7 separate regions of the Homo sapiens genome follow, and all the other regions are linked to region 1. A link is a loop called in an ENCODE intact Hi-C map of the cell type or tissue named here. Cell type or tissue: chondrocyte. All regions are shown on one strand. Links, peaks and the distances in the headings refer to the core of each region. The heading gives the core; the rest is flanking DNA. Region 1 overlaps ATXN1-AS1 (ATXN1 antisense RNA 1). Region 2 overlaps ATXN1 (ataxin 1). Region 3 has its middle 16 kb from the start of STMND1. Region 4 has its middle 140 kb from the start of STMND1. Region 5 overlaps ATXN1 (ataxin 1). Region 6 overlaps ATXN1 (ataxin 1). Region 7 overlaps LOC105374951 (a long non-coding RNA gene).

What was found. A loop is a pair of places that touch in the nucleus more often than their neighbours do. Peaks named below come from ENCODE experiments on the same cell type or tissue, not always from the same donor. Only the 100,000 strongest peaks of a DNase experiment are listed, where the experiment ranks them.
Region 2: a loop joins it to region 1, with 2.4 times the contacts of the local background. A loop is called at or near these places in 9 of 110 quality-filtered maps.
Region 3: it touches region 1 in a loop (8-fold over the local background); 56 of 110 quality-filtered maps call a loop at or near these places.
Region 4: it touches region 1 in a loop (5-fold over the local background); 72 of 110 quality-filtered maps call a loop at or near these places.
Region 5: it touches region 1 in a loop (2.5-fold over the local background); 27 of 110 quality-filtered maps call a loop at or near these places.
Region 6: it touches region 1 in a loop (4-fold over the local background); 11 of 110 quality-filtered maps call a loop at or near these places.
Region 7: it touches region 1 in a loop (2.3-fold over the local background); 3 of 110 quality-filtered maps call a loop at or near these places.

What each region holds. Positions count from the first base shown.
Region 1 is chr6:16,762,858-16,767,134 of GRCh38, reverse strand. It overlaps ATXN1-AS1 (ATXN1 antisense RNA 1), which reads right to left. Exons shown (of 3, transcript NR_136240.1): 3 at 252-4,277. Among named protein-coding and RNA genes, the nearest start is that of ATXN1, 3.5 kb to the right of the region's middle. RefSeq lists an enhancer at 4,022-4,277. In chondrocyte, for the core only: CTCF peaks have their summits at 2,392 (motif pointing left), 3,708 and 3,927; no DNase peak of the experiment used is centred there.
Region 2 is chr6:16,560,168-16,564,637 of GRCh38, reverse strand. The region is part of intron 4 of ATXN1 (ataxin 1); the gene reads left to right. Among named protein-coding and RNA genes, the nearest start is that of ATXN1-AS1, 200 kb to the left of the region's middle. In chondrocyte, for the core only: no CTCF peak of the experiment used is centred there; no DNase peak of the experiment used is centred there.
Region 3 is chr6:17,084,066-17,088,535 of GRCh38, reverse strand. No RefSeq gene overlaps it. Among named protein-coding and RNA genes, the nearest start is that of STMND1, 16 kb to the left of the region's middle. In chondrocyte, for the core only: CTCF peaks have their summits at 1,787 and 1,986 (motif pointing right); no DNase peak of the experiment used is centred there.
Region 4 is chr6:16,962,908-16,967,377 of GRCh38, reverse strand. No RefSeq gene overlaps it. Among named protein-coding and RNA genes, the nearest start is that of STMND1, 140 kb to the left of the region's middle. In chondrocyte, for the core only: a CTCF peak has its summit at 2,294 (motif pointing right); a DNase peak (open chromatin) is centred at 2,311.
Region 5 is chr6:16,680,207-16,684,676 of GRCh38, reverse strand. All of the region lies in intron 2 of ATXN1 (ataxin 1), which reads left to right. Among named protein-coding and RNA genes, the nearest start is that of ATXN1-AS1, 79 kb to the left of the region's middle. In chondrocyte, for the core only: no CTCF peak of the experiment used is centred there; no DNase peak of the experiment used is centred there.
Region 6 is chr6:16,314,172-16,318,641 of GRCh38, reverse strand. The region is part of intron 7 of ATXN1 (ataxin 1); the gene reads left to right. Among named protein-coding and RNA genes, the nearest start is that of GMPR, 78 kb to the right of the region's middle. In chondrocyte, for the core only: CTCF peaks have their summits at 1,543 and 1,806 (motif pointing left); no DNase peak of the experiment used is centred there.
Region 7 is chr6:17,030,534-17,035,003 of GRCh38, reverse strand. LOC105374951 (a long non-coding RNA gene) reads right to left here. Exons shown (of 3, transcript XR_926534.3): 3 at 779-1,165. Among named protein-coding and RNA genes, the nearest start is that of STMND1, 69 kb to the left of the region's middle. In chondrocyte, for the core only: no CTCF peak of the experiment used is centred there; no DNase peak of the experiment used is centred there.

The DNA.
Region 1 (4,277 bases), core at 278-4,277:
AAGGCCCAGGAGTTCAATAGCAGCCTGGGTAACATGGTGAAACTCCGTCTCTGCAAAAGACACAAAAATTAGCTGGGTGTAGTGGCGCATGCCTGTGGTCCCAGCTACTCAGGGGCTGAGGTAGGAGGATCACTTGAGCCCAGGAGGTGGAGGTTGCAGTGAGCAGAGACTGCACTACTGCACTGCACTGCAGCCTGGGTGACAGACCTAGACCCTGTCTCAAAAAAAAAAGTAAAAAGAAACAGGTAAAATGAAGTTTAATAATATATTTTATTTAACCCAATGTACACTATTAAAAAATAACCCAATATTTTCAACATTTAATCAATGTAAAAATGGAGATATTACATGTGTGTATATATAATACATAAAATTAATAATATAGGAATAATGAATAATATATATTATATGTAAAATATGTATTTTTTATACCAAGTTTTTAAAATCTGAGGAATATTTCACACTTACAGCACATGTTAATTTGGACTAATCACACATTTCAAGTGCTCAGTAGACATAGTGGATAGTGAAGACCTAAAGTACCTTTTTTTCTTTGTTTTTAATTGTAGACAGAGTCTTATTTCAGAGGTGGGTACTATGAAATCACAGACTGTTGGCAGATGTTTGAGTACAATGACTTTAATTTCACTCTTGACTAATGCTAATGTCATTTTCATTCCCAGGAAGCCTGTCTTGCTACAGTTTGGTGGAGGGTCAAGAAAGATGATTCAGAAGTATGTCTTTTAAGAGTCTTGGTGACACGCACAGAGCCCAGTGACTTTAGTCTGGGTGTGGTGAGCTGACCTCAGAGTCTATTGTGTGAGTGTTTTTCACTTTTGAGTTTGTTTTACTTTTGTGGTCTCCCCAGCCTTATTTGTGAGTGCAATCTAAGGAAAGTATATTTGTTTTGCAAGCACACTATGGTTTGCTCAGATTTTTAAATGACATATGTAGGATTACACCCTCTTTATTCTGTCAGTGTTTCCATTAAAAATTCAAACTTTCTGGGATTTATTACACAGCCATAACAAATTGCTCCAGGCAGAAACTTGGCAAACCCTCTTTAGTGTGGGAGAAAAATTCTTTTCAGCATTTTAGAAAAGATAAAAATAAATAAATGTTTACCAACTCAACTTACTCATGTGATTTTGTGATAGGGAAGACATTCAAATAAAATACACATTATATCTTCACATTTGTTTGTCGTACAAATTTGAAATATTAATATTAGCTTATAAGTCAACTTTTGCTCAAGAGTTGTACAACTGTCCCCCCCGCCTCTCAAATTTTTAATGATTCTAATGTTTGATTCTCATATTTGGAAGTCTGATTGCTATGATTCTGGCAGGTGCTGGATCGCATCAACTATGAATCTTTGTGTTTCAACGTGGTAAAAATTAACAGTTTTCCAAAGGTAAGATCTGTTCTGCTCTGATCTCCTTGCACACTAAGATGTCTTACTCAATTTTATATTCTCAAGTCTTAGTTATTGTAGATGCAGAGTAAGTGACTGCTTGTAAATAAATAATAAATATATAAACATATTATCTAAGAATAACTTTGAAAAACCTTTAAAACTGTAAAAAATGCTCTGGATCTTTAGTCTGTATAATTTCCCTCATTTATGAATACCTCAAAGCACTACTGAAACAATTAAATGACTCAATGTTATGAAAGCACGATGTGGTTCCATAACTTTTTGGATACTTGGCTTTTACCAAGTATGTTATCTGCTTCAAGGGAGTTTTTGAGGATGCAATATGGAAGAGTAGTGAAAAGTATGAAATACTACGTAGGTATAACTGAAACCTAAATCCTCACCACTGCAAGCATTAAGGAGAAACCCCTAAAATTATTCTGAGTGTAAACACAGCAAAAGGCGCATGGACCTTAACCAACATGTATGACACCAAATGAAATTAAGTTACCTGATGTAGGGTCCAGTGAACTGACTCTGTTTTTAGATAAACAGGAGCTACTATTAGGGTTGCCTGATTCTGTGTTATCTTTGTTTTTGAGTAAAGCTAAGGCATCTTAGGGTTGCCTGATTCTGTGTTGTGTTATCTTTGTTTTTGAGCAAAGCTAAGGCATCTTTTTCACTTTTGAGGTCCACTTTCTTTTAAGAATTCAAGCCTAAAACTCTAAAGAAGTTTATCTTTATTTTATTCAACTTTCAATCTGTTCAGTTACATAGTTGTTATGACCTGGTAAGCCTATCTGTGTTTGCTCAGTTGATTTGCTTCATTTTGAACTACATAACAGGCTACTTCCAATGAAAACATATACTACAATGTAAAATCTGTCATGATTTGGAGAGACCTGTGCACTGGTTTTATTAAGCACTCTTGTGCTCCCTCTGCTGCCATGAAGAAAATGTTCATGTTCAAGACCCCAGTACATTCCTCAGCAGAGCATTCTTTTTTGGCAATAATGATGCAGATGTGTGCACTTACAGTGCAGTAGTATTTATCCAAAGCATATAACATAATAATTTTTCATTGAAAAGCACAAATTAATAAGGGCTGTACTTACTAAAAAGGAGCAAAAAAGAAATAAATAGAGGAATTAACTTCTGCACTTGTGCCCAAATTTATTTAGGTTGATCCCTGTGGTATAGACCAGTGTTCTTCACATGATAATGTGTTTAGAAATCACCCAGGGGCCTGGTTCAAAGGCAGATTCTGATTTGGTATGTCTGGGGTAGAACCCTTGACTCTGAATGTCTAAAAAGCTCCCAAGTGCTGCTGTGGCGACTTTGAAAACTACACTTTAAGTAAGGGTGTAATATGTAATTATATAATATATACTTGCTGGCCCATTTAACACCTTCAAGAGTAGATACCACCAAAACAGTAAAATAGATATGTGATTACAATTATTTTTCATGGTATTTAAGCAATCTATGACACAGGATACGAGTCAAGCTCATCAGGCCTTATTTATCGATTTCCTGTAATTTCAAAGGTTGACTTATGCTTTTACAAACATAACACCAGCCTTATGAGTAGGACTATAGTACTATATATTTGTCTACTAGCTTCTTGGAAGCTCTGCCCTTTTTCATTGAGTTTTTATTTGCACGAGAAAGTCTTGTTTCTAAAGAATCAGTGCCTGTTATTTGTGATTGTACACTTAATATTTTGCCATCTGAAAACAAAATATTTCAGTACTAAAGGTAATGAGACAGTTTCATGAGTATGGTGTTTATGTTGGATCTTGCAGGAAGAAATAGTTACAGATTTTGGTGGCAGTTTATGGCTTTAAACTTAATGGCTAAGAAAGTAAATGACACATTTCTTATTAATTGTTTTTACCATTTGGGTAATATACATATTTAGCTTCCTTGAGAGAACATTTAAATTAATTGACTAACTGTAATCTGAATTATGTGTTTTAATTTAAGGTTGTTAAAATCACGTAAATTAACTGCTTGTGCCAACGTAAAATTACAATATTAGCTTTTTTTTAACTGAAAATTATCTAAATGTAAGATGTCTAAAAATAGAGTGGAGGTGGATTGGACAGTTTGCAGATTATGAGTTGGAATAAAAACATCGCAGTTAAGCCAAAAACATGGCAACCAATATTTTCTGTTATAAAAATATTTGAGATGAATTTAGTTTTTATGAAAGCTGTCTGAAACTGAAATGAATAGCAGAAGCTTTCTGTTTATTCACAGTCCAGTAATAATAATACCTGCAGCACAAAGCATACGTCTTTTCTATATAAAGCCAACAAGCTTCTGCTCCTTTCTGAAGTCGTCTTTGCCAAGCAGGGTGTTGGGGGCGGGGGTGAGGATAGGGGTGAGGGGACATTTTACCCGGTTATGCTCTTACGTACTAACCTTCACCTTGACAAAGCTTGTCAACGAAAACAAAACCAGTCAGAGCCTTTTCAGGAAACTGATGTTAACTGTCCACTAGAGGCTGTAATGAGACCAACAATGTCACTTTAGACCAACCCGAGGTTTAAACCGTAACAATAATCGATTTTTAAATGGAAAAAAAAAAGTTGTAGAAATGAGTAAGAGTGAACACTAGTAGTTATACTTAAATAGCCACATATATGTGCATGGTATTTCAAAAATGTGAGAAAAAAATATTTCCGGGGCTCTGCACCTTCCTCGCTCGTATGTTTATTTTTATTTATGAAGCACGTAGGCTCTTGCAGGCCAGAGTTGTGTAAAAACTGACACTTTTTTTTTGGTCATCCTGTGCCCTGCCTCAGTTGGTGACTAACCGTTAGGTCATAAGTAAACTCAGCCAAAAGATCTCTCA
Region 2 (4,470 bases), core at 264-4,263, 200 kb after region 1:
TATAAATAGAATCATGCAATATGCGGACTTCTGTGACTGACTTCTTTCACTTAGCATAATGCTTTCAAGGATCATCCACATTTCAGCATACATCAGTCATTCATTTCTTGTTATGATGGAATAATGTAACATTGTATGGCTATACCTTATTTTGTTTATTCATTTATCAGTTGATGGACATTTGGGTTGTCTCCACTCTTTCACTATTATGAACAGTGCTGCTATGAACATTCCTTTCCAAGTTTTTGTGTAGACATAGTTTCATTTCTCTGTGCAGCCTACTTTTAGGTAGTTACAAATTAAGATTGTAAGTGATTTTTTTTTCATTTTACACATTTGTTCGCTTCACGATGGCCTCCTCTCTCTTCTTACCTATCTCACTCTCCCAAAAATGATTTTTCTTGAGAACATAGTTGTAGAAGGGTAAGAATATCAACCAACTTTTGCTAAGTATGAATGCCCAGGCGCTCTGCTAAGCATCATGTATGTGTTACAATGTTTCTCACTTTATAGACGGGGGCTGAGGTTTAGAGAGGCTGCTAAGCCTGGAGGTCATTCAGCTGAAAAGGTAGAAGAGCTGGGATTTGGACCCACATCCTGTTTACTCAGCAAGGTCCATGCTGTCTGTTGACTCCCTCATGATATGATCCCAGATCATACACCTGTTGAAATCTTAGAGAATTCTCTTTCTATTCGTGAGCTTCTCCCAATTGTATCCTAAAAAGTAAGGAATATAAATCAGATGCTCCGTCCTAAGCCCTTGGACCTGGAGCGGGCATTTGTGTTCCCCGTTGACAAAAAGATGATGAAATACTTCCTCTGTGTCTGAGTGCAGCGGCGTCATGGACCGGTGTTAAGTTTAACCTGACCCTTCTCTCTGCCCTGCAGTTGCTTCATCTCCTCACCTTAAGACTTCACCTTTCCTTCATTTCAGCTTCCCAGAGATACTGCCACACCCCGGACCTGTGTATCAACTTGAACCCTCACACCCCCCAACTTGGACCTTTCTAAATCTTAAAATCTCAGACTCTGTAGTTCTCTCTGGGCATAGCCTCCTGACCCCCTTGCTTTCCCTCTCTTCCTCAGAACTCAGTTGTCTCCTTATTGTGAGCCCTGACTCATCCCCCACTCTTGGTCACTATAGCCACTTTCTTCAGGCTCCGTATTCCTGCCCCCTAACCAGCCTAGACCTCATGGCTTGAAAGTTTAACTGTGCATGCCCAATAGCTTAGTGCCATGCATTCCTTTCCAGGCACCAATCCTGCATGATCCCCATCACCTGCACAGCTGCTTAGAGGCCCCCAAACCCAACTGATGGGTCCTGATGTAAATTCTTACTGTTAATCTGAGGAGAGTCATCATTGCTTTTCTAGTGGGCTCATAGTCACATTTCTTATGGGATCTATTCCAAACTTTTCCAGTCTCTTCAAAACTTACCCTCACCCTCACTTTGGTAGAGGACCATTTATTCATCTTGCTTTTTTAAAATCTTGAAGAATCCAGGCATGAATCCTTCTACTCTCTTTTTCCCTTTAATTCTGTCCGTTGCTCCTGTCTCACAGTTGCAGACAAGTGTTGCATGCTGTGCTCACGCATCCCAGAGGAGCAAGAAGACCTCCCACTCCGCAAGGCTCCAAGACCCCTCGTTTTCTGGATCCCTCTCTACCCTGACTTCTCTGAGGCTTTGTCACCTAGGTTATCTCCCTCTCCTGCTTGATCTTTCATTATCTTCATCTTAACCAAAACCTTCTCTTCAGTCTATGAATGTGCCTAGTGGTGTGGCCTGTCTTTTAAAAACTAAAGGAGCCCTTATTTTGACCTTGTTCTCCTCAGGCAATTTCCATTTCTCTATTCTTTCTTTAACCTCAACATGTTTTGAAAACATAGTCTGTGTTCTATTCATCCAGATTATTACCACCCACTGAAGTCTTAGTCACCAGTTCTTCTCTGTCATCCAAGCACTGGAAACTTCTCGGCCCAATGTCTTCACTGGCCTAAGATGGACTCAAACTAGTAAGCTTTTATTCAGTGGTTACTCCTAGACCTCTGGGCTGTATTTCCTACGGTGGCTGCTGCCAGCCATTTCATTTCTTTTCTTTTCTTTTTCTTTTGTTTCTTTTCTTTTCTTTTTCCTTTCCTTTCCTTTCCTTTCCTCTCCTCTCCTCTCCTCTCCTCTCCTCTCCTTTTCTTTCTTTTCTTTTCTTCTCCTTCCCCTTCCCCATTCCCCTTCTTTCTTCTTTCTTCTTCTTCTTTTTTTTTTTTTTTGAGACAAGATCTAGCTCTGTTGCCCAGGCTGGAGTACAGTGGGGTGATCTTGGCTCACTGCAACCTCTGCCTCCCGGGCTCAAGTGATCTTCCCATCTCAGCCTCCCAAATAGCTGGGACTACAGGTGCAGGCCACCACACCTGGCTAATTTTTGTATTTTTTGTAGAGGCAGGGTTTTGCTGTGTTGCCCAGGCTGGTCTCCAACTCTGAGCTCAAGCAATCCGCCTGCCTCGGCCTCCCAAAGTGCTGGGATTACAGGTGTGAGCCACTGCATCAGCCTATTTGTTTCTGAAAACACTCTTTATCTGCCTTTATTTTCTCTTACCCTCTACTGCTCTGATCATTTCTTCTTTATGTCTTCCTTCTTTTGTCCCTTTTCGTACTTATTCTTAAAAGTAGATTCTGCCTAAGTGTGTATAACCACTTTTCTTCCTTGTTTACATCTTCCAGGTCCTGAGGGAGTGTTGTGACTTGGTTACAGCCTACCTTCCTAACCTTACTCATTGCAGCCCAGGCTTCCCCATAATTATATACATGTTCCTCTCACACCTCAAGCTCCCTTGGTTTTCTGCTTCTGTTGCATCTCTGGTTTCTTTCACCTAGGATCATCCTCCTGCCTCCCCTCTCTGCATTTCTATATATTCTTTTCCAGGACCACATCAAATTCTGTGTTCTCCTTATGACATAATCTCAAATGACCCCAGGAAGTTATCTTTTTTTTGGTCCACATTTTTAATGGGACCTTTCTTACTTTTACTTGGTTTTCAAATTATTTGTTGAAACACATTTCTTTTAAACTATGTACTCATGAGACAGTATATTGAGAATTTAACCCCTGTCCTTAAACACAGTAAATATTGTGTCAATGTTTGCTAAATGAAAGGAGTGAAAAGTATGGCTCTATGGGAACTTGTTGGTGAATGTCCCATTTTTATTTACCAATGAAGAAAAGCAAAACTTAGCAAAATGTATCTGTGGAGAGGTGGGTGGGAGAGGGTTGTTGTATAGTCTGAACCAAAATAATTAACTCCTGTAATTGCAAAAATATTATCATTGCTCAGTGCACCATTTTGCAGTTAATCAGATAGTTTTAGGGAAATATTAAATGATTCTCAAGCTTGGAAAATAGCAATGAGTGTTATGGCATCACTATACAGCCCAGAATGAACTCATGGATCCTCCAATCTCTTGTATCAGATATACTGCATACTGGATACCCAAGGCATCAGGGATTCAGAGAAATTTTTCCGAAGGTCATCTGGGTAGGAAGCCTGACTTTTATAGAATATTTCATAAAATTCTTTTTATTTTATTTTTCAATAGTTTCTCTACATTGTATACAAAGCACACTAATTACTCACTCCCATTGTCTCCACTAATTACATCACTCCCATTTTGTTCTCCTATGAACAAAGAAGAAAGGAACAAGAGGTTGTTTTTTCATTTTGAAGAGGCAAGGTTGATATGTTTGACTAAAATAAAGTTGGGATTACCTGTGAATTTCAGCCAGCTTTGCCCTCCGGTCCATCAGGTGGACAGTGGAAAATTGACTGTGATGCTAAAAATGGTCATAATTGGGGGAAAGTAAGCTTTACCACCTCTTTTGTGATGCTGAATGTGTCTTCAAGGGAATCAAAAAAGTTGTGCTTGACAGGCAAGGTGAAAAACCCAGGGATTTGCTACAAGAATCTCTGCAGGAGTGGTAGAATGAGAAGCTTCATTGGAGTCTGGGACATTTTAGTGTTGCTGGCCCATTACCCTGAACACTCTTCTAACCTCCTCCAAGACGGGTGTCTGAGAGGAGCTGGGCCCTGCAGACCAATTCTAGTCTTCTCTCTCCACCCCTGCCCCCTTTAGAACAAGCATATTAAAGGAATGTCTGATGAGCTCACTATAGTCTTTGTCAGGACATTTTATTTTTTATTTTTTTATTTTTATTTTTGAGGTGGAGTTTCGCTCTTGCTATCCAAACTGGAGTGCAATGGTGTGATCTCGGTGCACTGCAACCTCCGCCTCCCCGTTTAAACGATTCTCCTGCCTCAGCCTCCCGAGTAGCTGGGATTACAAGCACCTGCCACCATGCCCAGCAAATTTTTGTATTTTTAGTAGAGACGGGGTTTCACCATGTTGGCCAGGCTGGTCTCCAGCTCCTGTCAGGACATTTTTACAGCTGTTTTCGTTCTAACCCTAACTGATGACCATTG
Region 3 (4,470 bases), core at 314-4,313, 320 kb before region 1:
AGGCTGAGGCAAGATAATTGTTTGAACCCGGAGAGTGGAGGCTGCAGTGAGCCGAGATCACACCACTGCACTCTAGCTTGGGCAACAGAGCTAGACTCTGTCTCAAAATAAATAAATAAATAAATAAATAAATAAATAAATAAATAAATAAATAAATAAAATAAAAATTAAGGGCTCACCTGATTTGGTCAGGCCCACCCAGGATAATATCTCCTTCAATGAACTCAAAAATCAACTGATGTGAAACCCTAATTATATCTGCAGAATGCCTTCCCCTTTACCATACAGTGTAACCTGTTCATGAGTGTGACATTCCATCATAATCACAGGCTCTACCCACATCCAAAGAAAAGGGATTATTCAGGGTCATATACCAGGGGCCTGGAATTTTAGGGTCCATTTGAGAATTCCACCTGCCACAGAGAGACAGAAAAAGAGGGCAGGGGAAGGATATCATTTGTCAGTTGTTACTCACAATGTCTTCTAAGTAACTAAATATTGTTCTCCAATGCAAACAATGAGCTTTGACTGGCTTTTTGTTATTTTCTTCCTTGAGATCAACCATAAGGTCTTGAATAACTATAAGAATAATTACGGTAATGATGACAGCTACTGCCTCTTGAATGGTTAATACGTGCCTGGCATAAGTTCTTTACAACAAACATATAAGGTAGGTATTATTATACCCATTTTATGGATATAAAGGGAAGATCCCGAGGCTCAGAAATCCTTGAATAACTTGCCTTACACAGCTAGTAACAAAGGGATCAAGAATCAGAGCCAGTTGCTGTCTGATTCTTAATTCAGTGCTAGAGAGAAAAAAATGGGAATGCAGGCAGCAAGGAACCCTGGGTTCCACGCCAAGTTCTGCTTTGTGAACGACCATTTAACTGAATTGCTTTCATTATGGATAAAAGCAACTACCTCTGGCTTTTTGGAAATGCTTCTCTCTGTTGGAAAGAACATATAGCAAAAACTGCTATATATATATATTTTCAACTTGGCCAAAGCATTTTCTATCGATTAGACACAAAATTCCCCATATCCACCTTCTCCTATTTCATCTTAAAGGCTAGAACCAGGCTGTACAATTTTGAGTGGCTGAATTGTGTCTTGTGGGTAAGTTTCTGATTTGAAGAGTGAGTATGCATTTGGAAACATGAAACCGAAGTGCACAGGTGACACTTCCTAAGAGTGCACAGTAATTATCATAGGTAACTTCACCTGGCTGATGACTGGCAGTGCTTCTGTGATTTCATACATTTGAAACTTTTTTGCTGCCTGAAAGCCTAAGGCCATGGAAATGCTGCCTATCAGGTTGAACTACAGGTGTTCTCAAAACTGGGGATCGCCAACTGTTGTTCTTGGAGACCACATGGCTTCATGACTCTAGCTGTTTGCCAGACTGAATGATGCCTAAGAAGAGACAGAAAAGTCTAGGGGAAGGGGAGTAAAGGGTTGGAGTGGGTCACCCTAAAGACAAAGGTGTGGGTGGGGTTGACATAGAGACTTTCATTAAAAAAAATGCTCTCATGCCCTTTTTGTCTCTAGTTTTTGGTTTTTTTCTTATTCTTCTTGAAATAGAGCCTCACTCTGTCACCCAGGTTGGAGTACAGTGGCATGATCTTGGCTCACTGCAATCTCCCCCTCCCGGTTCAAGCGATTCCCTTGCCTCAGGCTCCTAAGTAACCAGGATTACAGGTGTGCGCCCCGGCTAATTGTTGCATTTTGAGTAGAGACAGGGTTTCACCATGTTGGCCAGGTTGGTCTCGAACTCCTGACCTCAAGTGATTCACCCACCTTGGCCTTCCAAAGTGTTGGGATTACAGGCGTGAGCCACCGCGCCCGGATTGTCTCTAGGTTTGTTTGGAGAGAAGCAAGTACCACAATCCTCCGGGAACATCCCGGCTGCTGTTTGAAGAGCAATAGCTCCCAGTCGGTCAGGGCTAAGTAATTAGCATAGCCACCAGGGGGCAATAATACCACAGCGATGATGAAATAGTAATAAGCTTGACTTTATTGTGTCCAAATCACCTACAAGAATAATCTTAGGTGAATGGATTTTGTGCTACTAATAGACTACTATACAATTAAGTACTAATACACTAATTACATTTCCGATTTAAAGTAACAATAATAATCAGTGTACACAGCCTGTACAGTCAGGCAGTCTTCTGTGGGGAAAATTTATCTGCTTCTGCTGTCTGCTCCCTTATAAAGAAATCCTAGCCCCAAAAGGGAGTGTAGTGGGAATTATGGGGCAGGGGATGTAAACAGGAGCAGGGAAAGGGGAAGCTTCCGGATAAGGAAGATGAAGCCCAGGCAGGGGGCAGTGGCTCACTCCTGTAATCCCAGCACTTTAATTGGGAGGCTGAGGCGGGTGGATCACCTGAGGTCAGGAGTTCAAGACTACCCTGGCCAACATGGTGAAACTCCGTCTCTACAAAAACACAAAAATTAGCAGGGTGTGGTGGTGCGTGCCTGTAATCCCAGCTACTTGGGAGGCTGAGGCAGGAGAGTGGCTTGAACCCAGAAGGCAGAGGCTGCAGTGAACTGACATCTCGCCACTGCACTCCAGCCTGGGTGACAAAGCAAGACTCTGTCTCAGAAAAAAAAAAAAAGGAAGATGAAGTCATGAGGAGTGAATTCCCCAGCATCATCTTCCTGGAAACAGGAATGCAGCCCCAAGACTCTGAGTCTCAGCTGCTAGGAACTCTGCGAGATTATGAGTCTTCTCAGTGAAGAGAGGGGCATTGCCTTCTCCATGTGCCCTCGGTGTTTAACAGGGCTTATTGGGTTCCCAACATGAGTAGGCACTGTTCTAGGCCCAGGGTGTATGGGAGAAATAATAATAATAATGCAGACATGGTTCTTGCCCCCAGGAAGTCAGGATCTAGTGGGGATACAGAAAATAAGTTAATTTTCAGACAAACATCTAATCACAAATCATATTAGATGATATAAAGGAAAGTCAAGTTACTACGAGATCATATAACAGAGGGGAGGACACTTAACCTGAAGCTTGAGGGAAGAGAGACACAAACAAACAAAAAAACAAATGGGGAAAGAGTGTTGTAAGTTGACCTTAAGGTATACTGGATTATATATAAAGAGGCTGGTGTCATTTGATGTAAGGTATCCTCTAGCCCACATAAAGGATTTGGGATTTTTATCCTAACTGCAATAATAAGTTTTGAAGGGTTTTATATGGATGATTGACATGGATCCAATTATATTTTTGTGAGATCATTCTGGCTTTCATCTGGGAAAAAAATTGGAGGCAACAAGAGTTAAAGCAGGGGGAATGATTAGGAGTCATTGGGTGATAATGAATGCTTGGTAGTGAGCATAGAGAGAGGTGTACAGATTTCAGATGCCTTTTAGTGAGACTCAGTAAGACTCGCTATTGTGCTGGATGTTGAGGGAGATGTCAAGGAAGACCTCAGCAGATATTTGGTATATGTCAGGGTGGATGTGGGTGACATTTATGGAATTGGGAAAGGCAGATCAAGGGTTCAGTTTTAGGCATAATAATTTTGGATGCCAAGAGACATCCATAAGGGGTTACAAGGCTGGAGCTCAGGAGGAAGGTATAGGCTAGAGATTCAATGTTAAGGATCATCAGCACAAAGCCCTTAGAATGGACGAGATTGCCTGGAAAAACAGCATAGAAAGAGAAGAAGAGAGGGCCAGCTACTCGGGAGACTGAGGCAGGAGAACTGCTTGAACCTGGGAGGTCAAGAAGGGAACAGAGACATGCAAAGGTGAAGGAGCTGCCTGATGTGTAAAAGAAAAACTAGGAGAATGTGGTTTCATGGAAGCCAAGAACAGATCTTTCACAAAGGAGGAGTCGTCGTCTGTGTCAAAAGTTGCTGAGTGATTATCTAAGATAAGGCCTGGAAAGGAGAATTGAATAAAGCAATGTAGAAGCCATTGGTTACCTTCCCAAGAGCACTTTCAGTTATGTGGTGGAAGTGGGAGCCAGATGAGAGGGTTCGAAGAGGAAATAGGCACACAGTACTCAAAAATAAATCACAGGTGGATTCAGGACTTATTTACAAATAAATGGAAGAATGTTTTCATGATTTTAGAGTAAGAAACAACTTCTGAATACATAAGAAAAGGACAAATCATAAAGCTAAGACTGATGAATTTGCCTACTTTTATATTAAGAATTTTGGTTTCTATTCAGTAGCACAATAGGGTGACTATAGTTAACAATAATTTGGCTGGGTGTGGTGACTCATGTGTAATCTCAGCACTTTGGGAGGCCGAGGTGGGCAGATCACTTGAGGTCAGGAGTTCGAGACGAGCCTGGCCCACCTGGGGAAACCTCATCTCTACAAAAACTGCAAAAATTACCTGGGCATGGTGGCATGCACCTGTAGTCCCAGCTACTTGGGAGACTGAGGCAGGAGGATCACTTGAGCCCAGGAGGTGGTGGTTGCAGTGAGCTGAGATCATGCTACT
Region 4 (4,470 bases), core at 277-4,276, 200 kb before region 1:
TGGCTTGATTTATGACGCTGTATTATTGTGCAATGGGAATCAGCCTGTCTGATGAGTCCACGGCTCCATGGCATCACATGGATATGGAGTACCCAGCCAGGTTGATGAGTGTTGACAATAGTGCATGAACAGATTGGGCAACACAGGCTTTATATATAGTCATTGATTTCTGATTGTAGAGATTTTATTAACTTTTTCCATTTTGTTCAGAATAGGGGTGGATGTTTTGATAAGTGTGTATAGGAGGCCACATTTTCCCTTTTGCCTCAGATTCCAATGTGCATTGCTGCTGCTCAGCTTTTTCAGATTCCAGAGACCGGGTCAAATGCCTACTTCTGCCCACACCATTGATTCACAATCCTGGCTGCCCATGACACTCACTGAGGGAGTCATGAAAACAGCTCCATGCCTGGGGCCCATCCCCAGAGGCCACTTCCCTTTGTCTGGGTGGTTCAGAATGGGGCCTGACATTGGGTTTGTTGCAGAACTCTCCAGTTTATTCCAATGTGTGGCCAAGGTTGACGATGACTTTGCTACATTACACTGCCTTTCTTGAAGGATCACAGGAGGCTAGCACACAAAATGCAACTCTCTCTGAGCATAAGGTAAGGTGAGGTCAGCTGGAAAGCACATGTGCTTCCAGCTCGGAATAAGAATTGTGGCATTTTAGATCTAGATGGTGCCTTAGGAGTCAGAATGTTTGAGCTAAAAGGACCTGGAATTAGATTGCCAATTTCACTGATGAGTAAACAGAAACTCAGAAAAGTTACCCCAACTTGCTAACAAGAGGCAGAGAGACAACAGGAGCAAAAGGCTCCTGACCTCAGCCCGAGCCCTTTTCAAGGAACCCATCAGAGAAAAAACACTTTCGGCTCTCACCAAAAAGAAATGAAAGCAGCCACCAGCATCCATAGCTCTCCTCCAAACATAAGAATCTACTTAATTCAGTGTTTTAAAATTTTCTTTTCCAGAATAAACCTGATTAATCCAAATCCCCATTTATAAAGTGACAATTTGCAGGCCAAATGGTTTTTCTGATCCATACTATGTTTTCAAAAGTTGATCCAGGCCGGGCGCGGTGGCTTATGCCTGTAATTCCAGCACTTTGGGAGGCCGAGGTGGGCAGATCACCTGAGGTCAGGAGTTCAAGACCAGCCTGGCCAACTTGGTGAAACCCCGTTATCTACTAAAAACACAAAAATTAGCCAGATGTGGTGATGGGCGCCTGTAATCCCAGCTACTTGGAAGGCTGAGGCAGGAGAATTGCTTGAACTGGGAGGCGGAGGTTGCAGTGACCCAAGATCTTGCCATTGCACTCCAGCCTGGGCAACAGGAGTGAAACTCTGTCTCAAAAAAAAAAAAAAAAAAAAGTCGATCCAACATTTAAACATGGGGAGATTTTCCATTACATTTTACATAATGTATATGCTTCTACTGAATACCTGGAATACTTGGCAATATCCCTGACGGTAGCACCGGCCAGAGCTGAGTCATTGCTGCCTATTGTAAAGAGGCCCAAGCCCTCCTATTTTTGTTACAGCCTCCACTACTTCCAATCCTAGTCATGACTCTAGGCTGTCTAAATGTCACCGAAAAATTTAAAATTGAAGTCGACATCTCGGAAATGCCAGAATCCCCCACCCAGTCTGTTTTATGCATTCACGTTAACTGTTAGGCCCCGGTGGCATTTGAGCTTGCAACCCTGATTTTGTCATGATAGGTCCACAACGCACCAAACGCTGGGGCAGAAAGAGCAGCCCAGGCTGCGTGGTGAGGCTATTTTTCTGCAGCGGAGACCTGAGGAGGTCTTTTACGAAGGCTTATGAGGGCAGGACCTTCTATTCCTGGTTTCCCTACCACATCGCTTGGTTTTCAGTTGCATCTATAAACCCCAAACTATTCAACATTTTTTTTTTTCATTCAAAATCTTTGTTCTATGTCATCAAGGTTTTTCTTCCTGCCTGATTTGTTTGTGCTCTTCTCCTATCCCAGAATGCCCTCCCTCTTTTTATCTGAAGTCCAATCATCCTTCTAGGCTCAGCTTCCTGGATTACTCTGATCCGTGTGGGTCTCTCCCTTCTAGGAAACTCGTATGACCTCAAGTCGATAGAGAAACCGTATGTTCCTTTTATTTCCCCAGGTCAGAGGATAAGCTCCTTAGATTTGCCTGTGTGTAATTCCTTTGAATCCTCCCTAACACCCAGGACCGGACTGGGTACACAGACCATGGTGTGACCCAGGGTCCCCTCTACTTTCCTCCAGCCGGTCGGAACAGGCGATGCAGCTCCCACTACCAGCCACGAGAGGTCGCTCATCCACACACATCTTGCCCTGCCCAGGTTCCGTGCTGCACGTAGATTACTCGAGCCTCTGGAAGTAGGGCAGGCTAATTTATCTCCTCTCCAACACAGCCTCGGGCCATCAGAGCCTCTGATGTCAGGGTCCCTGCCGTGCAAGCTGCAGAATGAAAACACTGCAAATAAGAAAGGTCACTGCATCCGCTCTGCACATTTACTTCTCACCTGAAATCTCTGCCTCGCTAGCAACATGCCAGCTCAGGCTCGGAAGATTTTCCCAACTCAGTATTCCAGCAGGAGGGAGAAGAAATCTGTGACTACTGCATGTATTATGGGTGTGCTTTTACAGATTATTGCATCAAGTCCATGGTCCAGCAATGTGCCAAGAAAGGGTTCCATGCTCTTTCTTCTGCTCCGATCCCCAGGGAGTTTCTGACCAGAGCACTGATACTCCGACTCTGTTCTGCTTTTGCTACTGCTGTTCTCCACTAATAACAACACTGACCTTTTAAAACAGGCCTTCTCGAATGAGCCAGCCTTAAAGTAGAGGTAGTGGCCAGGTGTTATTTCAGAGATTTGATGAATCCAAAGCAGCAACATGAAGGGAGCACACTAATTCCAAAAATGGGATAGATGCCACAGGAAGGTGGGAGAGCAAAAAATGTAGGTACCTAAGGTAATACCAACCACGCATGCCCAAGTACCCAGCATGGTGTCACGTTGGCATGGCAGACCAGAATGCCGACACTGGTTGAGTCTGAGTGATTGTAAAGGTTTAGCAAGGAAATGTGTCAGTCAGAGAGATTCAAATAGGTGTCCAGAGACTGGGAAGGAAGGTAGCATAGAGCTCTGCCTGGAAGCCCTGGACTCCAAAGCCCCAAGCACAGGCTTTCTGGGCTGGCTAACACGTTTCAAGACGGTCTCTAAGGAGCATTCAGACCTACTGGCAAACCTTAAAGGAAAGTCGAATTTGCCCATCGATTTCACCAGTCACTTGCACCATGATCAAAAAGATGTATTTATTAGTAGAGGCAGCACAGCGTCTGGGGAGCCGGACTCCCAAAGTGAGAATCAGAGTTCTGACATTGACTAGCCATGGCTTAAACTCTCCGAGCCTCAGTTTACACATCTGTTAAAAGGAGACTAATAACAGTACCTAAGCAAGGGTTACTATCAGGATTAAAATGCTTAGAACAGTACCCAATGCACAGCAAACACTTACGTAAATATAAGCTGTTATCACTAATGTTATTATTAATTTTGTTATCCATTCTGCACAAAACACACAGTGAATCCCCTATTTTCCAGGCCTGGCTGTGTCTGAAATAAAGAACACCAAAGAACTTTTTCAGAAATAGTGTCAATTTCATACCTAAGCAACGACAATGTCACTTTCAGTTCAGCAAGGCTCTCTCCTTTCCTATAGAGTGAAGTTGATAATTGTCTTAGAGCTACTTATTTCACTTTATCCTCCCACTCTTTAAAACAAGTCTAAAAAACTTGGGTGAGAACATATTCAACGATTCATTAATTCAACAAATATTTCCTGAGAGCCTGTTATGTGCCAAGCATTGTTTCAGGTGCTGGGATGTAGCAGCGAGGCAAATCCTCTGTCCTGCCCTAATGAGGGTTACATTCTGGTATGTGGGCACAGGCAAAAAAGGAGCAGGGAAGCAGATGAGGTAGTTCAGATAGTGTTGGATGCAATAAAGGAAATTAACAGGGTGACTTGGAGGGCCACACTGTTAATCTTACTTAAGATGGGATGATCAAGCAAAACATGTCTGGAAAATGACGTGTGAGCTAAGATCTGGAAGATGACAAGAACTAGACATGCAGACAGGCAGCCAGTGCACAGGTACAGAAAGTGGAAGGGACCCTGGGGTGAGAATGAACTTGGGCAATTCAAGGACAGAAAGAAGGCCTAGGGACAGAGTATAATGAAAAAGGGGCGTCTTTGTCCTGTAGTATTCTGCTGTAACAGAATTCAACAGACTGGATAATTTATAAAGAACTAAAATTTATTTCTTACAGTTCTGGAAGCTGGAAAGTCCAAGATGAAGGCACCAGCAGGTTTGGTGTCTGGTGAGAGCATGTCTCTGCTTCCAAGATGGTTCCTTAAACATTGAATCCTTCAGGGAGGAGGAACACTGTTCTTCATGTGGCTGACGAC
Region 5 (4,470 bases), core at 288-4,287, 82 kb after region 1:
GCAAAGACCATCACTGGTTGAGCACGCTGGGAACTGGGTGGAAGTCTTAGGCCTGTCATTAACTGTTGTGCGGCCTTTGGCAAATAACCGAAGTTCTCTGAGCCTTAGGAAAATGAGGAAGTTGGGTTATATAAGTGGTTTTCAAATGTGGCTTCAGAAAACCCTGGAGAGCCACTGCACTCCAGCCTGGGCGACAGAGTGAGACAGGCCTCTGTGGAATTAGCCAAGGGTTTGGGTAAGGGGTGGGGCTGAGACCTGAGAATCTTTATGTTACAACAGCTATTAGGCAATGTCAGTTCACAGGACCACTAAATCAAACAATCCTTCAGACCACTTCCGACTCTCAAGTTTCAATAAGTCCCTAGAAAACATCATCCTTGGTCCACAGGAAGCAATCCAATAAGGAACTTGGTCTCCCATAAAGAATCCAATAAAGAAAACTTTAAAATGAGAGGAGGGTTATGGATTTGATCATCTCCAAGGACCCCTGTCAAGCAAGTCTAAGATCTTTCCAAAGGAGATCTGAGAAATATGTCTGTATCCCAAGAAGGTTTGACAATAGTCCCTGAAGTTTGGGGGATGACTTCTAGATATCCCTGTGCCTTCAAGCGTGATCATGGGCTGGATTTGTTGGCCCCATGGTCTGCCTCTGAGTCACAGACAAATGATGAAAAAAAGAACAATTTTCTGTCAGCATGCCAGACCAAGGGAGGGGCCAGGAGAAGAACCGTGAACCATGAACTGTGCCACTGCTGGAGGCACTGACAGCTCCTTGGCACCAGATGTGTGACCTCAACCCCTGCAGCTTGGGCACAGATAATATCTCAGGGCAGGGGATGAGGAATAGAGGAAGAAGGGAAAGTTGCAGGGATCCTGGAGTGTTAATACCCATGGTGGCGGCAGAGCAATTTGCCAGGAAGAAAACTCTCTGGTTAACCCTCCGGCACTAGTTGCCAAGCATGTTTGTACTAGAATGGAGTTCAAAGTTACAAACAGAGCACTGTCTGTTTTTAAGGACTCATATGAAAGGTTTGCTTGTCCTAAGCCTGAATCCAAGAGTCTGTCTGTCATAAACACTTTCAGGTAGCCCAAAAATCCCTTCAATGTGATCTCCAGAATAGGGGAAGACAAAGGACTCAGGTCTTCAGCTGTCTGATGAGGAGTGAGAAATTTTTCTAATGAACATCTCTGGCTTATGGATATTAAGGAGAGTTCAGTGTCAAAAGTTTCTGCAGCGTAGTTAACAGAGGTGGAAAGTTGAAATAACCTTAAAGGCACTGAAGCTGAGAAACTGCCCTCTTTATCCTAACAGCCACAGTTAGTTTTGGAACACTGTCCATGGAGAAGCTCAGGGCTGTCAATTTAGAAAGCAGCTGTGTGCTGGCCCATTGGGCACCATCTTTCTCTCATAGGTTGTTCTAGTCCAAGGTGAAGAAAGCTACATTTTGCTCTAAGCTAGACTGACATATGGACTTCTAGATTTGAACCCTAAACACAGGAGGAAGTGATTGATTGTATTACAAAAAGAATCTTCTTTGGTAAATAACTATTTTTTTTTTTAATGGCCAGATGGGAGAAAGCAAAAGATGCCTTTTCGTGGTGTTTTGGAAACCTAGATCTCATCAACTCCCTGGTTGGTTTTGGCGGTCAAGGCTTTTTATGCCAGAGCAACTGTGAGCCAGGTTTCTGAGGTTCTTCCTGACCCATGTTGGTAGCCTCTTAAAAATAACTGTCATTCCAAGTTCAGCTAAAATATATAACTCAACAAATAAATACATATAAAGCATATGAATAGAAGCGGGAAAGTGAGGATTAACAGACTGGAGAGTAAGAGTCTTGCCATGTAAAATACTATAAAACACTCTTAGGAAGTCTCTTGCTTATGTTATTACTTGTACAGTAAATGTGGAGACCTGGATCTCTTCCTCATGGTCCCTTATTTCTTGTTTTCCTGCTGGGAGGTTTCAAGTAGCTGATCCCTTGCACATGTACTTTAAAACTTCAATTATATTTGTCACTGGCTTATCATGGGCAATGTATGTGAATGTGACTAAGGGTCCTGATAAATTAAATGCCACTTTTACATGTTCCTTTCTTTTTCTTCTATTAGTGTTCTTTAGGACTTTGAATGGGAAATCCTCAAACATGTAAGTCTATGTGGCTTCAGAAAACCCCAGAGAGGCCAGGCGCGGTGGCTCACACCTGTAATCCCAGCACTTTGGGAGGCCGAGGCGGACAGATCACCTGAGGTCAGGAGTTCGAGACAAGCCTGGCCATCATGGTGAAACTGCATCTTTACTAAAAATACAAAAATTAGCTGGGTGTGGTGGTGCACACCTGTAATCCCAGCTACTTGGGAGGCTGAGGCACGAGAATCACTTGAACCTGGGAGGTGGAGGTTGCAGTGAGCTGAGATTGCATCACTGCACTCCAGCCTGGGTGACAGAGTGAGACTCCATCTCAAAAAAAAAAAGTTCTCCCCAGTGGCCTCTACTGAATTATCCAAGTGCTTGGGTAGGGGGTGATGCTGAGGCCTGGGAATCTTTAATAAGAAAGAAGAAGGGAAATTCCTTATGTTGGACCCAACATTGAGTGTGTTCAGATACAGATGTTGGCAGGTATGGGGGCATTCGGAAGGAGAACAGCGGCTAACCAAGCTAACTGAGACTGAGTTCAAGATTCGCTTCTGGTTCAGGGGGACTTTCGTTTTCAGGCTCTAATACATTCAGAAGAGCAAATATTGGTACTTTAATCATGCATCTTTTCCCCCTCAAGTTCTGTATCTGCCACGTGTATATTTTATTTGGCATTTAAATGCACAGTTCTTATAATTGCTGATAAATAGTCTCCATTGCACATTTTGCTGGCACTGTGGCCTCACTGTAAATGCTCTCTGTATGTTCTTGGGAAGTTGCATAATGGCAGTTACTCTAGTTTACTGTGCAATATGCTCAGTGACTAATGGCCTAATCATGACTTGAAAAATATATAAACAGTTCAACAGAAGCAGTTGATTCACTGAGCTCTTTCATCCAGACAAGGGTGAGCTAATGGGAATAAAAAAGACGGAGGTGTGCAGCAGCGTCTTTGATGTATTGAAGTTAGAGCATTCCCACAAATCCCATGCATTATTGCTCATTGATGGCGGATCCTTTTTCATATGCATGAGGCAGGAGTGCCAAATTATCGTCCTAATTGGCTCTGACTTGGTATTCCTTAATGTTCGTGTTACACTTGTTACAACTTTTTTCCTTTCCTCTAAATACTACTGACAGTAACAGCTTTGGAGAGGCAGGCTGTCACGTGGCCCCATGGCGTCACCCTACACTGCAGGCTTAAGTGTGGCTCTGGTCCTGTGCTCTGGTTTCTTGGGATAGAATTACAGCTGAGACTGTGCAGTGCGGACCTGCCTGGTTTACTTCAGGGGCATTGTTGATTGACACAGATTCTTGTTCCCTTGTCCTCAGTGGCACCTTTTCTTCCAAGAGGAACAGAGATAGAGTCTTACAACAGCCATTAAATAGAAGATCCTGGGGTCTACTGGAGCACTGTCCCATTGGTGGGGAGAAATAACAATCATCATCATCATGTCTCCCTTCCTTTGGAATTGATTAGGTAGCTCCTATATTCCACATTCCTCTCACCTGTTGACCACACACAATTTTTGGTCTTGTAGCTTGGCCACTCATTTTAGCTCAATCACTGGTTTAATTTTTTTAATGAAATCACTCAATCGATAGAGGCTAACCTCTCGTAGATGTAATAATTCCAACCATTCTCAAAGAAATAATGAAGGGTGGAATATTATGCTTTCTAAAATAATGGAATTTATTTTTTCTTTATGCCCACAGCTGTTTAGTCCTAAAGAGGGGGAAGAAAGAATCTTTCGATCTTTTGGCATGTTCCATGTCCCGTATTGATGGTCATACTTCAGCTTTTTTCTGGTTGTTTAAGAATTATGTGGCCAATAGGCTGCCTTGTATATAACAGTGAAAAACACCCATTACTTGTATTTGTTTCATTTTAAGGTTTAGGCAGTTGGAGCATAGGACAGTAACTGGTTTCCCTTGTTTTCTGGAACCTGCCCCTTGCTCTCTCTTGGGTGATGCCTCACCCCTGCCCCAGTGTCAGAGCTGCCCTGGGTCCTTCTTCCCTTGAAGGGTCTGATGAATGAACCACACAGCTTGTTAGTATCTCAGTTTGTTAATCCTCCCGGAGGAATGTATGTTTCAAAAAAGAAGCTGAAAAGTATAATGGATGAGAATTTGCTTTGGAACTCAGCACACTGTAGATTAGAGAAGGAAAAGAAAGAAAAGGAAGGAACAGAAGGACATGTTTGGGGGGTAGGGGGCCTTTCTGGGGCTTCTGAAAGCAAATGTTGTGATAATTAGTTACAGTGTCCCAAAGATGCCTGGGTCTACCCCTGACCCTCTACACAGGCCAATTCTGCTCCCACCAGAAAAAAACAAG
Region 6 (4,470 bases), core at 127-4,126, 450 kb after region 1:
CGTGAACATGATTCAGTGTTTTAAATAGAACACTCACAGAGATTCTTACACTCAGCCAAAGCGTTTTGACTGTTTTTATTAATGATTTTTAAACATTGCAGTAAATGGGTCTCTCGCTTACCCCCTTCATCTTTGAGACGGGGTTTTCTGATTTTTTTCATGCTGAGAACGTAACCATGCAGACTTAGCCTTCCAGGAAAGCAGACCGGCCTTTCTCTACAGGTAAAACAAGACTGAGAATTTCACTTGCAGACAAAGTTAAGAATGCCCAATTTAATAATTTCGCCAAAAAACAAGACATACTTACTGAAACCTAGCTTATGAGAGAATTCATTGCTCCCAGCAACAGGCGAAATTTGTATGTCTGGGATAGTGTCATGAAAAAATGTTTTGTAAAACAGATGCCCTTCGCAATTTGTGAAAACAGGGACTCTTGTGAAGGAAATGGGAGACATATTTAAACAACAGACGTTTTGTTTTCTTTCTATCTTGTTTTTGGTGATATGTACATATGTGTGTATATAGACATAGCACCAATCTAAGATTGAAATATACAATCAAACAGCATAAATATGCGTGTATGTGCATAGTGTTTAGATATAGTAGTTATTGACTAAGTGGTGAAAGGAATTTTATTGAATTTTCATACAGAGGAGCTAAAATTTTTCTTAAAAGCCAGTCATTAGTCAGATTAGGAAGGTGACATTTAAAAAATAATTATGAGCCCAGAAGTGAGTCGGTGTTGTCTCCCTGTCTAGGTTCGTCCATCCAAAATGGGAGTTGGAGGTGACAGTTCTAGAGGAGTCGATTTAGGGGGATGGATGGAGGAAGGGGTAGGCAGATCTCTTATAACCACACTGATGAGCACATGGGCTTGCTGGCAGCAGTGGGAGGAGGGAGGGAAAGAGTGGAGGAGGGTGGGAGGCGGTCCACCCCCAAAAGCAAGAGGTGCTGGCGACAGGGCATCCAGAGATGAAAGACAGAGGGCCCTCAAGCTTACAAAAGTATAAAGGCCATCCCTGGGCGCGGTGGCTCACACCTGTAATCCCAGCACTTTGGGAGGCCGAGGTGGGTGGATCATCTGAGGTCAAGAGTTCAAGACCAGCCTGACTAACATGGTGAAAACCCGTCTCTACTAAATACAAAAAAATTAGCCTGGTGTGGTGGCAGGCGCCTATAATCCCAGCTACTTGGGAGGCTGAGGCAGGAGAATTGCTTGAACCTGGGAGGCAGAGGTTACCGTGAATCAAGATGGCACCACTACACTCTAGCCTTGGCGACAGAGTGAGACTCTGTCTCAAAAAAAAAGAAAGAAAGAAAGAAAGAAAAGTTATAAAGGCTATTCTACTTACTGCTTAGGGTGTTTGAAACAGGATATATTTACTGGATGAAAAAATGGGCTATATTGAGCTGTCTGGCGTTATGTAACGTGCTTTGGTTATCTGTGGTACTGCTCCCATGAGTTTATTTTCATTGGGATTTAATCAGAAACCATTCTGGAAAATGTGTGGAACCCCAGCAAGATCATAAAATGACTTAATGATTACTAACACAGCTGCAAGAACGAGAGTGGAGAGAAAATAACTGAAGTGTGATTCAATAAAATCATGACGACCTCAGCATCTGACAAGGTGAGGTGGCTATGGCTCCGCTGAGAAAGCTGCCTGTTAGGCGGTAAAGCCACACCCTGGAGAAAGCACTGCTCCTCTCCCTGGGGGAGGTCACAGCCCACTTTAGTTCTGGCTGGTTAAAAAAAAAAAAAAAAAAAAAAAAAAAGACAGGCAGTCTCTCTATTGCCCCCTGTTGTCCACTTGTACCATTGCAATGTTTTTCCATACAGAAGGCAAACAGAACTATTCTTTCAGTTTTTTTTTTGTTTTGTTTTTGTTTTTTTTAAGACGGAGTCTTGCACTGTCACCTGGGCTGGGGTGCAATGGCGTGATCTTGGCTCACTGCAACCTCCGCCTCCCAGGTTCAAGCAATTCTCCTGCTTCAGCCTTCAGAGTAGCTGAGATTACAGGCACCTGCTCCCACGCCTGGCTAATTTTTTTGTATTTTTAGTAGAGACAGGGTTTCACCATGTTGGTCAGGCTGGTCTTGAACTCCTGACCTCATGATCAGCCCGCCTCTGCCTCCCAAAGTGGTGGGATTACAGGTGTGAGCCACCATGCCCGGCCTCTTCTTTCAGATTTTAACTGAGCACCTATTACTTGCTAGGAAGTCTTTTAGACTCTGGAGATAGAACACTGAGTTTGGGGAAAGAGGCAAAACAGACAAATATACAAGTAAATAAAAAAGAATGCATAAGAAGATAACCAGTCCCTTTTGGCACCAGGGACTGGTTTCATGGAAGAAGATTTTTTGGCAGGATGGGAAGAGGGAGGGGGATGGTTTTGGGATGAAACTGTTCCACCTCAGATCATCAGGCATTAGTTAGATTCTCATAAGGAGTGCACAACCTGGATTCCTTGCATGCGCAGTTTACAATAGGGTTCACGCTCCTATGAGAATCTAATGCTTGCGACTGATCTGACAGGAGGCGGAGCTCAGTCTGGAATGGTTGCTCACCTCCAGCTGTGCAGCCCAGTACCTAACAGGCCATGGACTGCTACTGGTCTGTTGCCTGGGGGTTGGGGATCCCTGGTATAAAGAGGAGAAGGGGCCAGGCTAGGTGGCTCATGCTTGTAATCTCAGCACTTTGGGAGGCTGAGGCAAGAGGGCACTTGAGGCCAGGAGTTTTGAAACCAGCCAGGCCAACATAGCAAGGCTCCATCTCTACATAATGATCATCATTATCTTCACCAACAAAACATTAGCTGGACATGGTGGTGCATGCATGTGGTCCCAACTACTCAGGCGGCTGAGGCAGGAAGATATCTTGAGCCCACGAGGTCAAGGCTGCAGTGAGCCATGATCATGCTACTGTACTCCAGCCTGGGCAACAGAACAAGACCCTATCTCAAAATAAAAAAAGGAAGCTATGGAAACTAGAGGGTTGTTATTTTAAATAGAACTGTCAGGGGAGTTCTCTCTGAAAAGGACAGTGGGTGGCAACAGTACGTGAGGCAAAAAAGATTCCAAATGAATGGAGAGAGTAGCAGGTGCCCAGACGGAAGGCGCAAGAGGGGTTAAAGAACCAGCAAGGAGACCACTGTTGCTACAGTGTAGGGAGTAAGGGGCACATGCAGACCACATCAGGCTTGCATGTGGTGACCGAGCGAGTGAGATGCAGCTTGGCCAGGACAAAGGTGGTGGAGGTAGTAAAAAAATAGTATCATTCTAGGTGTATTTGGAAAAGGAACCCATACAGTTTGCTTATAATTGGGATGTTTGTGATGTAAGAGAAAGAGCGGAAGAAAGTATGATTCCAAGGTGCTTGATTGAACAGCCGGAAGAATGGGATACCATTTATGGAGATGGGGAAGAACATGGGATGGCCACCGGGCAGGGGCACATCGGGAGGTCTGGTGTGTTTTAGGTCACTTTAAGTTTGAGTTGCCCATTCGACATCTGAGTGGACGTCATCGGATAGTGTGGTCACTGGTGTCCAAATGTACCCGTTTTGCGTGTATGTTCTGTCTCCTGGTGGGAGGCAAGAAACTAGGTCTTAACCAATAGATACTCTTCTAAGGTTCCTAACACTTAGCAGGTGCTCGGTGTATACTTGTTGAACTTTTATTAAAACTGGAAAGCCTGAAATGTATCATTAGGAACCCTCAATAATATTTTGAGGCCGGGCACGGTGGCTCACACCTGTAATCCCAGCACTTTAGGAGGCCAAGGCAGGCAGATCACTTGAGGTCAGGAGTTCAAGACCAGCCTGGCCAACATGGTAAAACCCCGTCTCTACTAAACATACAAAAATTAGCCAGGTGTGGTGGCTTATGCCTCCCAGCTACTCGGGAGGCTGAGGCAGGAGAATCGCTTGAACCCAGGAGGTGGAGTTTGCAGTGAGCCGAGATAGTGCCACTACATTCCAGCCTGGGCAACAGAGCAAGACTCCATCTCAAAAAAAAAAATAATAATAATAACAATATTTTGAAGCTATCAGCATCATAGAGAATACCCATATGGGTTTTAAATTCAAGGAATTCACAGACTTATTGTTCCAGTTGAAGATGACATCATCCTACAAAATCACACCGTCTCTGTTTCACATCCAAACCAGTCCCCGCTGGCATTGACAGCATGTTTTGAGATGGAGAAGGCTCCTCTCCAAGGGAATTTCAAGCAACAGATTTGATGATATATATTCTCACTGAGAAACCCCTCAGTGAGATTTCTTCATTAACGGTTAATGATCAGTTAACCTTTAAGAATGTTTATATCCTTATGACAAACCTAATTATAAAATAAAGATAGATTTGCTATGAATGCTTGAGTGTACCTATTTGAGATGTGTGCAACAAGATTTTAACTTTCACCAAAGAAGGGAAAAAAACCTTATTTTACTTCTCATACATTCAGACC
Region 7 (4,470 bases), core at 284-4,283, 270 kb before region 1:
GAATTTTCCAGGCAGTGCAGTCAGCTAGTCCAAGGATGCTAAGGCAGAAAGAACCTGAATCGTTTGAGGGACAGAAAGAGGGCAAATGGGGTGGTCATGATCTTTGTGAAAAAGGGATCCAAATTTAAAAGAGAAAATTCTGGTTTACTATCTTATCAGTTTCTTCATCTATACAAAGGGATGACATGTTTCTCCAGCAACTATTTGGTTACTCAGTGGAATAGTTCTTACAGGCAAGTCAGGATAAATGCTTGATTCTTTCCCCCTTGCAATTATTATCTTTATTAAAGCTCAAATTGTTCCATATTTGACCTTACCCTCTTGTTATAGAATAAAAAGAGATCATGGTAGCCATTATTATAATCACCGTTATTAATAACACATCCATAGTAAATAAAGCCTGGCCAGCTTGCCTTTTTTCATAAGAACATGACCCTGTTCTAGTCAATGCTTAATCAGAAAGGCACTGTGTAGCGAGCACAACAGCCATGTAATTTGAAGTTATCACATCTAACTTGTAAGGTAACTATTCTTGTCATCATATAGATAAGGAAATGAAGGCTCTCAGGGGTTGAATAATATTACCAAAAACAAATATCTAATGTAAGTAATAAGACCGCAATTTTATTTTTTATTTTTTTGAGACAGGGTCTCTCTCTGTCACCCAGGCTGGAGTGCAGTGGCACGATCATGGCTCACTGTAGCCTCAATTTCCCAAGTTCGGACGATTCTCCTGCCTTAGCCTACCGAGTAGCTGGGACTACAGATGCACCACCATGCTCAGCTAATTTTTGTATTTTTTGCAGAGATGGGGGTCTCACTATGTTGCCCAGGCTAAGATTGCCATTTTAACTCAGTTTTGTCTTGCTTCAAAGCACAAAGTGTTTCTTCTATACCATACCTCTTTGCAAACTCATCCGGAGCAGGCAGGGAGCAATGGTTTTATCTATATTGTAGTATCGCCTGCAGATGCAGACACTGTGATAAATCTTTTTTAGATGGAGAATCTGATGAACATGATGATAATACCGGAATGATGATGATAAAGTAGAACAAAGTGAATTGGAGAAATGAATTGCTTCAGCCATGTTCCTGTCCTCAGGTGTTCAGCTGCTTCTGATAAAAGCACAATCTTCCACTGCAGTTAACGCTGTGTAGGCTTGGCCTGAGAGAATCAAGAATAAAGCTGATTGCAAACTTGGTGCATAACAGAGAAAATAAAGACATCATTTACTGACTGATTTGGACTAAGAAAAGATGTATTTACTTGCAGTTTATTATGTTGAATGTGACAGGCATACATTTGTGCTTTTTATTGAATGATGACTTACTACATACAGGAATTGGTGCAATTTGTAATGCAGATTATGTTTTTAAACAAAAAAGGGTGCAAATACACTGATGGCTGTCACATGACTCGCTCTGCACTTCTCAAAAAGTGGCTGGAGCGTGGGCGGAACGACAAATATACCCTAGATGCACAAATGTAATTTCCAAAGAAGAAGATTCTGGGCAGCTTCCAATTCAGTCGGGCAGATTTAGACAGAAGAAATCCATGGCTAAGAAAAGCTAAGTATCCTAAAATAGCAGGAATTGGAGTAGGATCATGTGAATCACTCCCATTAACTGCTGAGATGCCTCCAGACAGAGCAAGAAGAGCCACAGCTAAAATCAGGATGTGGCGTGAAAGCGTCCATGTTGGATCTCTGTAAGATTCCTAAAGTTAAATACCTGGGAATCCCATTTTTCTTCTAATGATGGGAGGTGGGAGCATGGGAAAGACGGAGGAATCTCCATTCTATGTGAAATGCAACGGAATGAGGGCTTGGCTCACAGCTGATTTTCTGAGTAATGAGTTTGGTGACCTCACCAGCTTCTAGGCATTGGGCCAGATCTTGTCTCGTGATGCACATTTGTACAATTCCTCGAGGATGCAGACTTGGGTTTTCCACTTGAAGTGAGTTTGTGAATTTACAAGTGGGCAGGCTTCAGTCTATTTTCCGTGATAATCAACCATCATATTTGTTTCCTTCAAAACATAACTGCAGTTAAAACATCCTAGTTTCTTTGAGATAAAGGCAAATTTTATTAATTGCTTTTCTTCATCTGACTGTTTGGGCTTTACAGCTCACTTCCTCCAGTGATCCAGCCATTAAGGAGTGTTCATTCATGCTAACAGCTTCCATTTAAACTGCTTGTGACTAATATTAGAGGGAATGGATGATTAAAGGGGCAACCCATGCAAATATTTGAAAATAAATAGAAACGTTTTTATTCCGAGGCTTTTATTTGCCTTGAGGGAAGGCAAAGCTGGGCATGACATAATTTTCAAATTATGTTTCATGGCTTTTTCATCACTTCAAATATGAGTCTCTTTTGTTTAACAGAGATGTCGTGGCCTGGGAAAAATGACACGTCAGAATGGTTTCTTCTCTTACGATCTTGGCGCTTCACAATTAGTAATAATTCTGCTATGGAGATTTTGACTCTGACCTCCCCCAGTTGGTAATTTACCATAGACAACTTTCCCTCCTAATAATCTGTAGGGCCTACCCCCTAGCTCACACCTGTTGGAAAGCCCTGGCTCTTGTGCGAGAGCCCCCCAGTGCATTTCAAAGAAAGGCTCAGCTTGCCAGCTCTTGTCAAAAGTTATCACAGACCGCGATTCCATTTAAGGCCCGGGCGCAGCATCAGAGGCCAGAACAACTCTACGTCTATACTGCAAATCCCTGCCCAGCGAATTCATGCTGCAACCAGCGCACAGCAGCGGGCCGGCGCCTGTTTTGCACGGTGGTGAGGCGGCGGGTCTATTTTTAGGCAGCTGATGGTAGATTTGCCTTCCACAGATCTGCTTTCCCCCCTCTGATTACAAAAAGAGGGCCTGCGTCTGTGCAAATGAAAATCAATGGGTGAGCCAAGGAGTGCCAGCGCGCTCTGAAGCCCTCTTTGTTCCTCAAAGGCTCCAAGCCTCTGTGCGGCGATGCCCCGCCTTGCCTCAGAAGCTGCCTTGCCTCAGAGGCTATTTGGATGCAGAGGTGTTTTGACCAAGGGCATTTGGTCTTGTTTTGTTTTGTTTTGTTTCATGTTCCAGGCAGGACATGAAATAGGAAAAAAGGAATGGAAATCGCCATTTCCACCCTCCCCACAACTTCCCTGCCATGACAACTCGCCGGCCTCGCGTGTACCTCCAGAGCCCTCTAGGACAAGCCTGGGGGCTGTGTGGGTGGCAGCAGCAGTAAGGAGAAAGAAGCGGGAAGAGAGGCACCTGCTTGTCCTCAAGTAGAAGCAAACGAGTGGCCTCAGTATCCTTTTCATTCTCCTCCTGAGCCACTGCCAGCTTGAGTGAACTTTCCTAGGACTAGTACTAGTGTCTGTGGGGAAGGGACTGCTGTAATAAAGTGCCACAGATGAGGGCTAAACAGCAGAAATGGATCTCTCACAGTTCTGCAGGCTGCAAGTCTGAGATGAAGTATCATCTGGGCTTGTTCCTTCTGAGGACTGGGAGAAAAAATCTGTCCCAGGCTTCGCCCCTGGCTTCTGGTGGTTTGCCTTCAGTCTTCAGCGTTCCTTGGCTTGCAGAAGCATCACCCCACTATCTGCCTTCATCTCCACTTGGAGGTCTCTGTGTGTGGATGTGTCTGTGTCCAAATTTCCTCTTTTTAAAAGGACACCGGTCATGTTGGATTAGGCCTGTCTTAATGACCTCATTCTAACTTGATAACCTCTATAAAGGTCATCAGAATGTGACCTTTTCCAAACAAAGTCACATTTGGAGGTTCTGGGGGTTAGGACTTCAGCATATCTGTTTTGAGAGGACACAATTCAACCCATAACAGAACCCATGTTGAATTTCTTTTATAAATTCTATCATCTGTGCAAGTGCAACCTCTAGCACATTAGTCATGATGCTCTTCCCCAATTCGGGGCTGCTGCTGTTCTTCATGGGGTGGGATGATGGGTGCTATTGGCATTCTTTGAACCTGGCATGCCAGAGAAGAGTGAGAAGTTTTCCTTGCCTCTGGCTTTATCTTTTCCACGCTTCTCTCTGAAGAGAAAAGACAATTCTGAGGCTACTAACTTGGCATTTGTGTCGAGGGTCAAGGCCCATAAGGGAAGGTAGGTTTATTCAGCCAGTGCTTGCTGTAAAGACCCACAGTAGCTGGCTGGCCCTGAAGGCAGAGCCCTCTGCTCCTACATAGGCAAAAGCAAATTGTACTGGCAGCTTCCCCTTCTCCCCAGATCTGCCACTCACACCTATGCACCCTCCTTCCACCTGCACACCAGAAAGGGTGGGGGAGTCGGCACTGTTGTGGGTGTCCCAGATCAGAACTCACTTCCTGAGTCTCAGGTTTGCAGGTGGTATTGTTTCTTACCTGCTGGACTCTGCATCTGGCCAGCCTGCCCACTGGACCAGCTCTCCAGGCTACGTAGATCAATAGGGACTACCTGATTCTTTATGTACATTTTTTT